2 separate regions of the Homo sapiens genome follow, and region 1 is linked to region 2. A link is a contact called in ENCODE Hi-C or POLR2A ChIA-PET data. All regions are on one chromosome and are shown on one strand. The core of a region is the stretch at or near the end of the contact, and the rest is flanking DNA. Distances in the headings are between cores, read along the strand shown. Region 1 overlaps FOXO1 (forkhead box O1). Region 2 overlaps FOXO1 (forkhead box O1).

What was found. A loop is a pair of places that touch in the nucleus more often than their neighbours do. ChIA-PET counts read pairs that join two places held with the same protein, here RNA polymerase II (POLR2A).
Region 1: a loop to region 2 is called in a map of Right ventricle myocardium inferior, with 2.4 times the contacts of the local background. The contact joins two enhancer-like sites. A Hi-C loop is called at or near these places in 4 of 168 maps with a recorded cell type or tissue (B cell, CD4-positive, alpha-beta T cell, Right ventricle myocardium inferior and 1 more). POLR2A ChIA-PET finds 5 or more read pairs at or near these places in 11 of 52 experiments (B cell, CD8-positive, alpha-beta T cell, T-cell and 7 more).

The regions. Positions count from the first base shown.
Region 1 is chr13:40,612,119-40,615,539 of GRCh38, reverse strand. All of the region lies in intron 1 of FOXO1 (forkhead box O1), which reads left to right. Among named protein-coding and RNA genes, the nearest start is that of FOXO1, 53 kb to the left of the region's middle. RefSeq lists an enhancer at 2,195-2,244. Within about 2 kb of position 1,364, at least 26 of the 41 ENCODE cell types and tissues checked have a DNase peak (open chromatin) inside an H3K27ac peak, as active enhancers do; they include B cell, where a contact is called at or near this core.
Region 2 is chr13:40,561,657-40,564,845 of GRCh38, reverse strand. All of the region lies in intron 1 of FOXO1 (forkhead box O1), which reads left to right. Among named protein-coding and RNA genes, the nearest start is that of LINC00598, 82 kb to the right of the region's middle. RefSeq lists an enhancer at 765-1,518. Within about 2 kb of position 1,727, at least 12 of the 41 ENCODE cell types and tissues checked have a DNase peak (open chromatin) inside an H3K27ac peak, as active enhancers do; they include B cell, where a contact is called at or near this core.

The sequences.
Region 1 (3,421 bases), core at 115-2,614, 51 kb before region 2:
TATGTATGTATTTGAGATGGAGTCTCACTCTGTCACCCAGAGTGCAGTGGTGCGATCTTGGCTCACTGCAACCTCCACCTCCTGGGTTCAAGCAGTTCTGCCTCAGCTTCCCAAGTAGCTGGGATTATAGGCGCGCACCCCCATGCCCGGTTAAATTGTATTTTTAGTAGAGATGGGGTTTCACCATGTTGGCCAGTCTGGTCTCCAACTCCTGACCTCAGGTGATCCGCCTGCCTCGGCCTCCCAGAGTGCTAGGGTTACAGGCGTGAGCCACTGCGTCTGGCCCCCTCTGCTTTATTTCTCATAGCACTTGTTGCCACCTACCCCCAGTGTGTATTCTTGTCCATCTCCCCCACCATAGAGCAGAGGCTCCACAAGGACAAGCATCCTCTGTTTTGTTCATTATCTTGAACCCACACGGTGGTAGGTGCTCAGCGGTTGTTTGCTGCATGAATGTGCATTTTATCTACCTCTGCATTCACTGTGTGCTTTTCTGCCTTACTGGAGTGATGGGAGTGATCATTGGGAACTTCGGGTTTTTTGCATACCCACCTATGCCATGTCTTCTGGAGCTTGGCAAAGACTTCCTCTTACTGTGTACATTGATTTGCCTCCTAGCTACTTCAGCATGGTTTTCAAGATAGGAAGGGATGAGCCTTTCAGGAGAAACTTTATAACAAAGTGTGTTAAGTAACTGGCCTTATTTTATACACAGTTTAAATCCAGCGGGCCCTGGATGAGGATTTGAGAGGATCTCTGTGCTCTGTAGTTCTGTGGATTAGCACTTGGCTTTCATTGTTTTCTTTTAGCCCTGACTTTCTGGTTCACATTTGTTTAAATAGTCTAAGTGTTTCAGAGGCCGAGGGGTTGGAAGGCTGGCCACCAGATAAGGGGAGCATCACTATCCTTGTGCTTTCTTCTCTGCAGGGCCAAGAGATCTTCCACTGTGCACTGTGAGAAAGTTGCTGGCGTTGTTCTCAGTAACAAAATCTTCTACGTGAAGATTTGCTGTCCCCTCAGTTCCTTAGTTTTCCTCTTTACAAAATGAAACGTCATTGACCATGTTTTCAGGCTGCTTGCAACTCCAGTGACCTTGAGTCCTGTAGGTCCCTCTTGCTAAGTAGAATGTTCAGATGAATTAAATATGGTGCCATTGTGTTGCAGAATCACACTTTGAAAAGAGGTCCTATTCCCTGCAGTGCTCTTGACTTTCTGAAGAGGACTGAGCTCATGGTCAGCATGTTTCCTGGTGGTTAAACATATCTAGCTTTAAAATTTCCAGCTGCTAGAGGAGACGAAGACGATGAGAAGCAAGCACACAGCAAACTGTTTGGCTTTTAGATGCATCCTGGCCTGGCCGGGTGGACTTGCACAGAACTGCTGGTGCCAGGTTAGTTCCCTGGGACTTTTCCAACATTTGTCTCTGTATTGAGTTTTGTCCTTATTCCTGAAATAGAGTAGCCACTGAAATCAGGAACCAGAACTTCTGGAAAATACCTTTGGAAACCACTGTGTTGCATGGTAGAAGAAAGGCAACTGCCAGTAGTTAAAATACCGGGTTGAGTGCTAGTTTTTTCACCCTTTATTTTTTCTTTTTAAGGAGAGGTCTGATTTACTTTCTTCTGTCTGTTAAAGCTCTTCACAGGTTCTTAGAAAAACAAGCCATTTAATGGTACCAGCCGTGAGGATCCAACTTCAGTTCCATGAAAGCTGCCTGGTAGTTCTGGTCACAGGGTCCTGATGGGAGACCGTGTAACTGCTGCTAGGCAGTCAGCTGGAGGGCTCTGGTGTGGCTCACGCTTGTGTTTGTTCAAGTGACCTGAATGTGCTTCCTCTTTGGGGACCTGTTTCAAATGCACATGCTGACGCCGTAATCATCCACTAAACCAAGTGAGAGTCAGGAAATTCAAATTCGTAGTGCCTGTGACTTGGCCACACTCCCTGTACACATAAAACAAGGTCTTAAATCAGAGAAACTACCATCTAGATTAACACTCAAACTGCAGATGGGGACCGGAGCTGCTCTTGGTGTGGGAACTGCAACTTTGAAGTTCCAGACTTTGATGTGATTAACATTTCAGACTTAAAGTCCTTTCTGTGTGGTAACTTTTTTTTTTTTAAACACCAAACTGAAAATAAAAATTGATTAGATTAGGGGTGTCGGAGAAGCAGATTGTAAAGGGAGGAGCCCTCTTGCAAACCACATGTAACTATGTCACATCCTTATGTGCCTCAGGAAGAGAGAGATGACAGACTAGTGACCTTTCACCATATCTCTTTTACTTATAGCTGTTCTTACAGAGACCCTGCCCTCCAACACACACACCACCTCCAAAAAGAGGACACTTTTGACTTTGCTATCTCTTATTGACCAAGTGATAATCCTGATGGAGAGATGGGGTTTACAGGCATGAGGTGTTCTTTTTTACCCAGATTTCAAGGTTCAAATACTGGAGATCATCTTACAGCCTTCTTCAAATTGTGGCTGATTAAAGTTTAATTCTTCACCTCTGTCTTGCTGGTGAAAGGAATACGAGGGCAGGGAAAGTGGAGTTTGTGGGTCATTCCTCTTTTAAAACGTTGCCATTAAAATTGTAGATAAACCGATACACAGTAGTCCTCCTTTATAGGAGGGAGATAGTTCCAGGACCCACAGTGAGTGCCTGAAACTGGATAGTATCAGACCCTGTGTATACTACGTTTTTCCCTATACCTACATACCTATGATAGTTATACATTAGGCAGAGTAAGAGATTAACAACAATAACTAATAATAAAACAGACCAATAATAACAGTATAATGTAATAAAAGATAGATGAATGTGGTTTCTCTCTCTCTCAAAATATCTTACTGTGTTGTACTGCAGGTAACTCAAAAAGGTGGAAAGTGAAAGCTCAGGGAAGGACTACTGTACATGGAATTGACATCAAGCAAACAAGAAATGTTGTGCCTGGGATGATAAAATTTCTTGGCCACTGAAATTGTTGGGCCAGCCTTCTTTTTGAAAGAAATCTCCTTAGGCATGCTTGCGAACGCACGTGTGTGTATACGTACATATGTGTAACACACACACAAGTCTCTTCTGTTTTCTTAGGTTAAAAACCTGAGGTGTCATCCTGATAATTTCATGGAGACCCTGTAACATTTTTGCCATCATACATGGCACTTTATCTTCGTAGCTGTGTCTGTGATATACTGTCTGCCTGCTGTGCTCTGTCCATTTGAGCTTTCTAGAACCCTGTAGGAGAGGTGGGGAAGCCTGGATTTTGTTGGGGAGATCCAAGGTCTCTATGGCATGACAGCTGATAAATGGAAGATGGATAACTGTAACCCTTGAGTCATTGTGTTTTCTGCTGGCCCTTTCAGTCTACTGACCTTGTTTTCAGTAGGCCTGTAAAAAGGCAGGGCAAAACCTAGCCC
Region 2 (3,189 bases), core at 478-2,977:
GGCTTGTGAGTGGGGCTGCAGAGAAACAAGCTAGTGGAGAGGAGATTGGCTGGCTTGTGTTTCTCTAGTGCCGTCATGTAGAAACGCTGGATTTGGGCAAGTGATTGACAGGGCATGAACCTCTGTCCTGACATCCTGCCTCTGTCCTCAGGTAATATTTGTTGAGAGTTCAAGGGCATAATATTTCAGAGCCCAGCAGTCTCACGCGGCTCTGCTGCGAAGTCCTTCTGGTGAACTGCTCTTCCATCCAGCCTCTCCTGTGGCCAGTAGGGGAGTGCAGACACAACGTCGTTAATAGCAACACATTTTTACAAAATTTACCTTTTCAAACCCCACCCCCTAGAAACCGTAGCTTCTTTAATGTCCCGCTGGCTGTGTGAAAAACAGGAATTTATGTAACAAGTCCTGCACAGCAAACCTTTTCCTGTTCGGAAAAAATTTTAATTGTTGGCAAAGTTAGGAAACAGCTCTGTTACTCAAAGAGCGACCTGAAATGTCCTCTTAGAAAAATATGTAATATGATGTTTTGATAAGTAGGAGACTGCTGTGGCTTTTTTTTTTTTAAAGTCTAAATTAGTATATGTCCCACCTGAGTTAGTGAACGCTTCTTGAATGTTTTAAAGATTTCCTTATTATGTCTCCTGCAGTCTTTTTAAAAATGACCCCCAGCTGGGCTTGCCAGTGATCTGACAGGCTTATCATGAATGTTAGAGAGCTTCACCCCCTCTCCCCAAGTCAATGCAACAACCAGGAAGCTTCTATCTGGGAAGATCTTTCTTCCCCCTTTATCATTAACTAAATGTGACAGGGACAGGAGTCAAGCTTCCTCTCCTCCAGAGATTTCATCGGAGCTTATCTGTGTGTCTATTGTGTTCAAAGAACAAAACTGTCATGATGGAATATTGTGCAAATGCCTGGACTTCCAGTGTATAGAAAATGTCAGGGTCAGACTGCAGGGCTGCATTCCAGTGCTACCCCAAGTGCGGGCCTGCTGATCTTAAGGAGGAATTAAGAACTCGGTTCGGCTGGGGTTGGTGGGTACAGCAGACAAGGCTGTGGCTCTGTGAGCATACATGTGTGTGTGTGGCGCCTTCCCATAGGAATTTGGGGATCTTAGGGGAATGCAATAGGATGGGAGGGAAATGTACTCCCTGGCCTCTTTTAGGGATTCTTGTACCTACTCTAAGCCCCTGGCCCTCCTCACAGCGTGTCTCGAGGTGAGGGTAGATCTTGGGTGTGGAGGAAGGTGGGGATTCTTGGGAACAGGAGACAGTCACTGCCATCACCACACACCTGCTCCGTTCCAGCCGGGAATCTGGGGCTCCGGTGGTGTCTTCCCCGCTCTCACACTTCACTGTATGCTCTGGCAGGAGGGCTTGTCACGTAGCTGCTGTGTTGAAATCTTTAGGCGGAATGCAGTACAGAGAGTCAGAGGGCGTTTTGAAATGTGGATTTCTCAGCCCTGACTGCTGGGCCTTACCCTGACTTTTGCATCTCCCTTTAGAAAGTGAGACCCCTCCATTTTCTCTCTTCTACCACCTTTTAATGAGAGAAGACTTCTCTCCCAGTTTGTGTTGGAGCCAGGCCTCATCCTGCTGTGCAGAGGCTCTGCTCAGGCGCAGTGGTTGGCACTCGGGCCCGGGCGTCCCATGTCAATGGCATGAGGATGTGGGCGCTGTGGCTGCACCCCTGGGTGACCACAAATCCAGCCAGAGCCTTTTTGTGGTTGAGAAGAGGGGCCGCAGAGATGCAGGGGGCATGGTCAGCTGAGCCTTGCATCCAGTTGGCAGAGGAGGCCAAGAAAGCTGGGAGACTGTGCACATTCCAGGGTCTTAGGGCACCCAGAATCCCACTCCTTGGGAGCAGACCTCTGAGGAAAGAGGCTGCTGAATGAACAAGGTGTAGTGGCTGTGTGCCCTGTACTGTGCTGGGGGCCAGAAGCTATAAGACAAGGCCCTTCCTTCTGGGGAGCTCACAGCGTTTCCCTCGTCTCCTTTTCCACGTGTCCCACGGACTCCCCTGAACACCATCTTACTCTGTGTTGTAGAGGAGGTGAATCAAACCATGGCTTTCTCATCTGCAGCCTGGCTCTGGTGTTTCTGCTGAAACTTGGAGAGACCACCTCTGGCCCCTTTCACCATATATTTGCAGTTGTGGGTTTGTATCTGTACTACTTCTAAGCTCCTATACATACCACACTGAATAGGAATAGAGAAGCAGGACTTTGGGGCGCAGGATACCACTATTCTAAGTTGGGGTCTAATATTCCCTTCATGGTGACTGCTTACATGCCAGGCACCGCTGAGCATTTTTATGTATCTCATTTAGTACATGTAACAACCCTGATAAGGCTCTGTAATTTAGCCCTGCTTTACAGGTGAGGAAACTTAAGACACATTAGGGGCTAGGCAGCTTCCCAAGGTCACCTAGGTAAGTAAGTAGCAGAGCCACCCAGGAAGTACTCAAAAGAAAGATTGTTGGTTTTTCTTCCCTAGTTGGCCTAGGGATGATAAACATGGCATGATTAGTTATGAAGCTGCGGTAGCTTGAGAGTTAGAGCTCTTTGCGTTCTCTGTCATTTCTTCCCATCCCAGGTTGTCTGTTTGGACAGTGTAGCCCCTGGCTACGTGGAGGTGTGTCATGGAGTTAGTTGGTGCATCCTGCTCATACTACTGGTCATTGGTAGAACTGGAGGGTAGGGGCACTACTTGAATTAAAAAAAAATTTCTTTTGGCAGGTCAGCTTTCTCAAATACAAAAGCAATGACTCTGTTTTCCTTACATTCACTTGTATTTGCTTAATGGGCTTTAAAGGTGTGAATGAATCCAAGTCTTATTAATTTGGGGGCCTTTAATTCTTGATCAGCTCTATATTTCTATATTCTTTTTTTTTTTTTTTTTTTGGCGACAGAGTGTTTAACTCTTGTTGCCCAGGCTGGAGTGATCTCAGCTCACCGCAGTCTCCTTCTCCTGCCTCAGCCTGCCAAGTAGCTGGGATTACTGGCGCCTGCCACCACACCCGACTAATTTTTGTATTTTTAGTAGAGATGGGGTTTCACCATGTTGGCTAGGCTGGTCTTGAACTCCTGACCTCAGGTGATCTGCCTGCCTTGGCCTCCTACAGTGCTGGGATTATAGGTGTGAACCACCATGCCTGGCCTATATTCTATATTCTATATATTCTATATTC